3 separate regions of the Mus musculus genome follow, and all the other regions are linked to region 1. Evidence: chromatin loops called from intact Hi-C (ENCODE). Cell type or tissue: left cerebral cortex. All regions are shown on one strand.

Region 1 (2,500 bases):
CTCTCTTCACACCCCGCTTCAGAGTACTTCTCAGGACTTCCTAATCCGAGGTGCCCACTACGGACTAGCTTCCCCGCGCTCTCCTCAACTCTTACTGGCTCCGCCGCACCCTGGACTCACCCCACACAGTCGGTCCGCTCCATCCAGACTGGAAACAGGTCTGAGTCGGGCAACGCTGGAAGCCACATCTCATCAACACCAATCCACACCAGTCGCCTAGATCTAGGCTGCAGAGAAGCCCGCGACACGCTGCCAATGATGGTGGGGGCAGGGAGGCCATGAAGAACCGCAGCCTCCAGCTGGGTTGCGGCTTTCTTATGGAAATGACCCGCGCTGGCCTACTGGACTCAAGCGGGTTCCATAGTCCCGCACCCCATCTCTCCAAAGCTTTTCCTCCCGCAAACCCTCATCCTCCTCATCCTACCGTGGCTGAACTGGTGGGGGATGAGCTAGAGCTACGCCCCGGCCGCAGAGCGCGGGCCGGGTCTCCCCTCGGCCCGACGGGCTCCAGCTCCGCATTAAATATTCATAGCAATCGCTACTTTCTTAAAGGGGAACCCGCCGCGCGGGAAAGTTCCCAGCCAGGGGGACTCACAAAGGAAGGTGTCTGCTCCCTCCGGTCCTAGGGGTAACCGGGCACACAGCTCCTGAACACTTGGGCGAACAGGGAAGGGAAGGGAAGGGAAAGATCAGAGTACCCGCTCGCCTACAGTCAAGACACTTCCTAGAGACTGCGAAAGAAGAGATATTTGGAAAGCTTTGGAAGCCCCGATCACTCGTCGCATAATTATTTAAAAATAAGTGGTCACATCTAATGCTTCAGGGTTTCCAGGGCCTTTCATTAGTTTCTTTCATTTTATAGTTTTAAAAGGACGGTGGTTTGACTTCATTCAGGCGTCATCCGCCCGGGGACCAGAAAGTTTGCTCTGTATTGCTTGAAACATGCACTCGGGGAACTTAGAAACATCACTTTGAGAGCCTAAAACAAAACCTGCACCTGTCCCATGGCTGATGTGCAGAGCTGGAGCTTGAGAACTCAGAACCCTTGTGGGGGTACTCGTGGGGAGAATTGGTCTGAACCCCAGCGCCACTGCTCAATTCCAGGCCTCTTTCTTCCAGAGCACGGAGGGCCTGCATAGATGTGCAGTCCTCGGCCTTCCGGAGGCCGAAACCCATCTGCCAACTGCTCAGCAGGGACCAGGAGAAAAGCGGAATGGGAAAGGAAGAGGAAGCAGAGAAAGTTCTGGGCCCGCTGCGGAGGAGGCCCTGCCTGGGATGCACCCCCGCCCGGGGCCAGCTGACCCGTGACCGCTCCTCCTGGTGCCAGGCGACGCCCGCGCCCTGGTGTGCTTTCACCCCCACATCCCCCCCCCCAGCCCCCCCCCCCCCCCCCCCGCTCACGCCCACTCCACACTCTCTCTCTCGATAAGGCTCTTTTTGTTCCGGACCAGGAGCACTTTCACAAATGGTTAGAAAGTCTTGAGCGCCATCTAACGGGAACAGCAAAAAGTTGAAAGTGGGTGGAGGTTAGGACCTGTGAGGTGCCCAGGCTGGGCTCCGGAGAGTCCTTTCCCCAACTCTATCCACACTCTCAAGCCTTGACTTCCCTTCTCTTACTCTCACAACTCTCGTCCCCTAGAACTCCAGACTTGACCACTCTCGCAGGCTCACCTTTCCAGAGCCCTGGGGCAGTTGTAGGCTGCTTCTTGGACCTTCTCTTCCACTCCTGGTAGGACTGCTTGCCAGGTTCCCTGGTGTCACACCTGCCTGAATAGGGTTCTGGTATCATTCAAAGTCTTTATGGTTTTCTTTTGGGCCTGAGATGGGAAGTCTCATGAATTCGCATGAGGTGCGCTGGTTTTCTGAAATGAAAACCCGTGAGCCTAAGCTTTTGCAGACAGAAGGAAGCAGAAGAATAAAGGTAATAGCAACCACTTCAAAGTGTGCAATCTAGAGATTTAGCCTAGCAGTGGGTCTAGAAGAGCTGAAGCCTTTATCCAGGGAGAAAGGTGTGGACTGAAGCGCTGCCCTGGGGCTTGGGAGGGGCCAGTCTAGTGGAGTCTCACAAGTGGTATTAGTCAGGAATAGCCTTTGGATGTCCTGGGCAAGCCACACTGCCCCAGCCAGGAGGTGTAGCTCAGGTAGCGTCATGTGATAGGCATGTGATAGATGCAACAGGTACCTATGTACTCTCTCTGCAAGACAGAAGCCCAGGACAGACCAAAGTAATGATTGCCACACTGTCTAATTTGGTGAATCAACGAGTCTCTTTTTTGAAAAAAAAAAAAAACATAATGGGGTTACTAATAGGAGTATAGGTTAGGTGTTAATTAGATGGCACAGGGGTGACTAAAAAGCAGTGATGCCACAGGAAGCCCACTCCTGACATGAGACATCTGAAAACTAACCATTGCAGCTTTCTCTGTAGCTGTCAGTCATCTCCAAGTGGGAACTTCTCTTTCTAAGTTTGTCTAGTCGCTCTCTACCAGCCCTGCCAACT
Region 2 (2,500 bases), 900 kb before region 1:
TTAATATTTCATTTTCAATTAAGTGAAAGAAAATCTACCTGGGATAATAAACTTTATCTGTATATTGTGTCTGTAGAGAGAAAAAAATTGATACTTTATTTAGAAATACTAAAACTCACAAATCCATGATATCAATACTTTAGCAGGCAAGCAAGAAGGGCCAGTATTTTGGATCTCTTATTAAGATTAAGCAGAGTCGCTTCCTTGTGGATAACTTTGCGCATTTCTATGTGGTTAAAACCAGCTGAGAGAGGCGAGGAAAGCTGAGCTATCACTTTTGTTTTATTTTATTTTTTAAAGTGGCTACTGTAGTGGCAAAGGGCACCACCGGCTTCTTTATTGTTACACCACCAGTTCTGACACGAGGGTGACAAACATCATTAGTTTTCTGTTGTAGCTATTGTTGCTTTTGATGACGGCTTCTACAGGGGCCATGCTGCATTCACGCTTTGAGTTCTATGAAGGGACTCCTGAGCTGCCCTGGGACAACCTTGCCAGGTGTAAGGAGCATGGCCCTTGATCTTTGTTGTTCTAGCTGCATGGAATTTCCCTTCCAGCCTTGGCTGGGGAAAGTCCTATTAAGTGCTTTTCACAATTTTCTTGTATTCGTGGGTTTCTTTTATTAAACCAGATACAAGTTGTGACACGATATTAATTCAATCACTAATAACAGACTGGGATCGCGAATCTATGTCAGCAGGTTGGTGTTGATGAAGCCGTAGACATTGCTAGAATATCCTTTTAAATGCTTGCTAAATTTTATTTCTGCGGTGATAGACTGCTGGGTTTATCCCCACCCCACACCCCACCCCACTTTTCTCTCAATCAAAAAAAAAAAAAAAAAAAAAAAAAAAAAAAAAAAGAGCACAAGTGTCCCTCTATGTATGAGCTCTGCAGTCCCAGCTTCTCTGTTGCAAGGCTGGCTGGCAACCACTAGAGGGGAGGAGACAGCCGGATTTATTGAAGGCTCCAGCAGAGATGGATGGTGGGGAAGGCGTCAGAGGAGGAGGTGCCAAGCAATTGAAGTGGGTTATAAAGGTTTGCAAAAACAGGGGAAAATAGACTTCTTAGGATATGCAAAATTTTGCTTCATATAAATGAGAACTGACTGGAAGAGTGGTTAGAAGGTTGCAGCGCATGTACCTGTAATTCTGTAGTCCTAAGAATTAGTAAGGCGAGCCATGAAATCCGAGTTAACACTTATGAAAACAAATGGCTCTTTCCCCAGGACTGTAGCTAATGGTCATGTGCGAGAAAGAACAGCTACTGGGGGAGAACAGGAAAGGAGTCTAAAACGATCTGTCTGTTTTGAGTAAAGAGGAGTCCAGGGGCATACAGCTCATTTCCTAAAGCATGCCAAAACTTAACCCTGTTCACGTCTCTTAACCCCTTACATTCTGGGGCCAAGAGAGAAACAGAGGAAACATCCCAGAAGTAAAATAATGATACAATATACCCAGAGAGAGGAGATGGGAGGAGGGAGGAGGTGTTTGACCTTCCTGGAATCCTGAACTACAATATCCTACTACATGGACTTAAATCAAAAAAATTGTACTGTGGGATGAGGGGGGTCACATATAGCAGTTGAAAAATACCTCTGATGCTTTTGAATCCAGCTTGACCTCTTTGATCTTTAATTTTGGGGAAACTAAAAGGAAATAAATATACTTAATGTTAGTATTGTTAAAGTATTGCAGTGTGGAGCTGGGGACTGTTCTGTGTGCTCTCCTGAGCATAATTGCACTGAGATCATCCTGTTTCCATTTTGAAAGCCACTGGCAATTACTGGAATACAATGTATCATGCGTTTGCTCACTGGATATAAAACCTATATACTAATTCGCAATAAAATGTAACAGCTGTCAGTGCATTTTCTGCTCTGTTACTTCAATAAATTGGAACTCTGACTAGAAAATGGGAATGTTGCGTTTTTACACAGTCTGTAATGTGTTTGCTTTTTGCAAATACAATTTATTTTTTTCATGACAAAAATTGTAGTTTGTTATTACTGCTAGTGGATAAATATTCCTATATCAGAATGAATTACATATGGTACCTGTAAAGAAGTAGTAATATTTTCTCTTTTTTATGGTAGCCTGTCTTCAGTAAACAAAATACACTTAACCTACTTCTGTCGCATACTGAGGTTCCCACCCCCCATCATGATGGCTGTGTGCTGAGAGTAGGAAAAGATGCATGAGGTTTTTTTTTTTTTTTTTTTTTTTTGTTTGGTTTTTTTTTCCTGTAATCTCAGGTGCCTGGATCTATCAGTAACATTTATGTCCAGACACTATCACACCCTACAGAGTTTATTTTTGTTTAAGTTTCAAATGTCTTCCCTCGTGCCTTGACTATGCAGATTTCCTTAGGATGCTGAAGTAATGTCTTTGAGTTTTATTTAAAATAAAAATGCATGAACATTTCTGTAATTCTGTTACTTGAGGTCAGACTTTTCACAGATAATTAGCCTTTTACACACTGTGAAATCAACCTGCATTGG
Region 3 (2,500 bases), 1.0 Mb before region 1:
GGAGAAATGCATATCACAAACAATTGCTTCAATGCCCTGCCATAATTCTCCTTCACAATGCAGGAACTACAGCCACCTCTGCCATGGAGAAAGCCCAAGTAACGCATACACACACCACACCCCACAAACACACATGCACACCCACACACCACACCATACAAACATACAAACACACACAGACGCTACACAATGCTTATATATGTAATCTATTTATCTGTGTTTATATATACATTATATACATGCATATATATATATATATATATATATATATATATATATATATAAACATATGTTGTATAAAATTTGTATACTTGTATGTAACATAATAGAAGCCATGCTAATATCAAAACTATACTATAGACTGTATACTCCCATAAACATACAATTTATATCAGACACTGGTACAATGTGTAATATACTTAGTTTCCACATTTTACATTTCAATGGAAAAAGTAACTTTTTAAATGTTGATTATTTTATATTATAGTACTATTTTGTTTCTTTTGGTTGCTGTTTTCATGTTACTTTACAAATAATGAAGATCTAAAATGTTAATTGTAATTTTTTTGTAAATCATATTTCCTGATTTGAAATGGAGGGGGATGCATTTAGCAGTAAAAAGAATACCACTCTGAACAAAACCCGCGTTTTACACAGTGAATTTGTTGGGCTGGGAACATATGTAATAGAAATGCATTATCATTTATTACTCAATTAAATGATTCTTTAATTAATTTTCATTTGTTTCTTCTGCTATTTAAGAAAAGCAAATTTCGAAAGCTTAAAAAACGATCAACTTCCCATCTCTTCTCTTCCTTGGAATAAAAGGTTTTGTTTTTTATTGTTTTGGTTTTGGTTTTTGTTTTCCCTCTTACAAGACATCAGAGCGGAGTGTGTCAGGGGAGAGAGTGGCTGGCTCAGCTGAGGAAGGATGGGAGCAGGCAGATTTTTGGCAGAACTGAATGTGTTAATCTGCAGTGAAATTAGCGATTTAAAAAAGTATTTCTCAGCTGCACATCTGAAAAAAAATTATGGGTCTAATTTTCCTTTGGAAATTTAAAATGTTACAAACTCGTAAAGATATAATTATCTGAGTTTTTCCACCCCACACTCGCCATGCACACAAAAAGGAGTGGGAATTATGTATGGATGTAAATGGGGTGACTACTGCAAAGAATTTAGAAACATTTCAATAAACATACTTGCAAATATTTTCGGTATTTTAAAAAAGTAGGACACATATGTTAAAGCTGAGTGAAGAGGGTCTAAAAGGGAATCTCCAAGCGTGCAGTTTGCTTCTATATTTGTGTGAACCATTTGGTTAAGTATTTTGCAAAATATCTACACTTTATTTTCCAGTCCTTCTGGGATTTTCAAAATACTGTATATCCTACAATAGACTTTTCAACATATGTGTAAGCTGTGGTGTGAAAATAATCGTGGAAATAATTCTAGATCTATATAATCCCACAACCTACTTGCCTTGAATTGGCTGCGTGTGTTTTTCATGTAAGTATGCACAGAAAATATTCAAGTGTTTCACACAAAACTCATTTAGATCCCAAAGCATCTCTGGGGTTGGCACGGCGTTGCCAACCCTGAAGAAATTAGACAACATTTAATAACATCAAGCAGGAGAGCTTCCGCTTTGTCAGATTCTTCTAAAAGTTTCGTTTGAATATAGAGATGTTTAGTTCAAGTGCTCATTCTTTCATATATTTGTAAGTAGGAAATGTTAAACACATTTAAGTTTCTTAAAAATTAATTACTTAATGCTTTTCCAGGAAAAACTTAGATTCCTAAGTAGTAAGTCTTTTTGTTTCCATAACTCTCATAGGAAAGAGTTTTCTGTGGTTCCGGGGTCCCTCCACACCTCTCTCCTCAGAAGTTGTTAGAAGGAGGTTTAAAATAGCCAAGGCTTTTCTTTAACCTTTTCTTTCCTAATTCTCCTCCTCCAGCTTTTCTTTACCCATTTAAGATGTTATAAAAATTAGCGAAGAAAATGCTAGCACTCAGCAGAACTATACACATTCGGGTGCTAAATAAATACTTTTGATGGTGATGAATGCTGGCAAGCCTCCATGGAAGAAAGACCTTACACAAAAGATGTTATAATTATTATGTTTAAATGATTATGCTATAATTATTATGTTAAAAATCTCCCATGCTTTCAGAGCAGCTCAGCAGTGGCAGGGCTGTGACATCCCCATTAAGCCTTATCTATTGCTAAGGCACTTGCCACCTTCACAGGCAAGCCATTCGAAGACAGTGGTGTGGCCAAGCTAGAGCAATCCTGAGTAACGGGAGGGGGACACCGTGGTGGCAGGCTGTGCTTTCTCTCCTTTCCCTTTTTGAGAGGCGTCCTGACACCAAAGAATTACATCTTCAAATTTTGCTACAGGGAGATCTTGGTTCTTTTGCTTCACAGACTGCTGGAGCGATGACAGGGAGTTCGCAGGGATTTACCCACCTCTTTGGTGTAACAAACACATATTTCTCT

What was found. Peaks named below come from ENCODE experiments on the same cell type or tissue, not always from the same donor. Only the 100,000 strongest peaks of a DNase experiment are listed, where the experiment ranks them.
Region 2: it touches region 1 in a loop (5-fold over the local background); 6 of 42 quality-filtered maps call a loop at or near these places.
Region 3: it touches region 1 in a loop (5-fold over the local background); 2 of 42 quality-filtered maps call a loop at or near these places.

The regions. Positions count from the first base shown.
Region 1 is chr1:42,713,235-42,715,734 of GRCm38, forward strand. The region is part of intron 1 of Gm46091 (predicted gene, 46091); the gene reads left to right. Pantr2 (POU domain, class 3, transcription factor 3 adjacent noncoding transcript 2) reads right to left here and starts at 220. Exons shown (of 4, transcript NR_110495.1): 1 at 121-220. In left cerebral cortex, a CTCF peak has its summit at 1,502; DNase peaks (open chromatin) are centred at 247, 531, 1,259 and 1,450; H3K4me3 peaks cover 1,350 bases; H3K27ac peaks cover 1,309 bases.
Region 2 is chr1:41,809,571-41,812,070 of GRCm38, forward strand. All of the region lies in intron 1 of Gm29260 (a long non-coding RNA gene), which reads left to right. Among named protein-coding and RNA genes, the nearest start is that of Gm29260, 68 kb to the left of the region's middle. In left cerebral cortex, a CTCF peak has its summit at 947; DNase peaks (open chromatin) are centred at 392, 482, 961 and 1,738; H3K4me3 peaks cover 913 bases; H3K27ac peaks cover 1,156 bases.
Region 3 is chr1:41,673,351-41,675,850 of GRCm38, forward strand. No RefSeq gene overlaps it. Among named protein-coding and RNA genes, the nearest start is that of Gm29260, 68 kb to the right of the region's middle. In left cerebral cortex, no CTCF peak of the experiment used is centred here; DNase peaks (open chromatin) are centred at 1,070 and 1,511; H3K4me3 peaks cover 362 bases.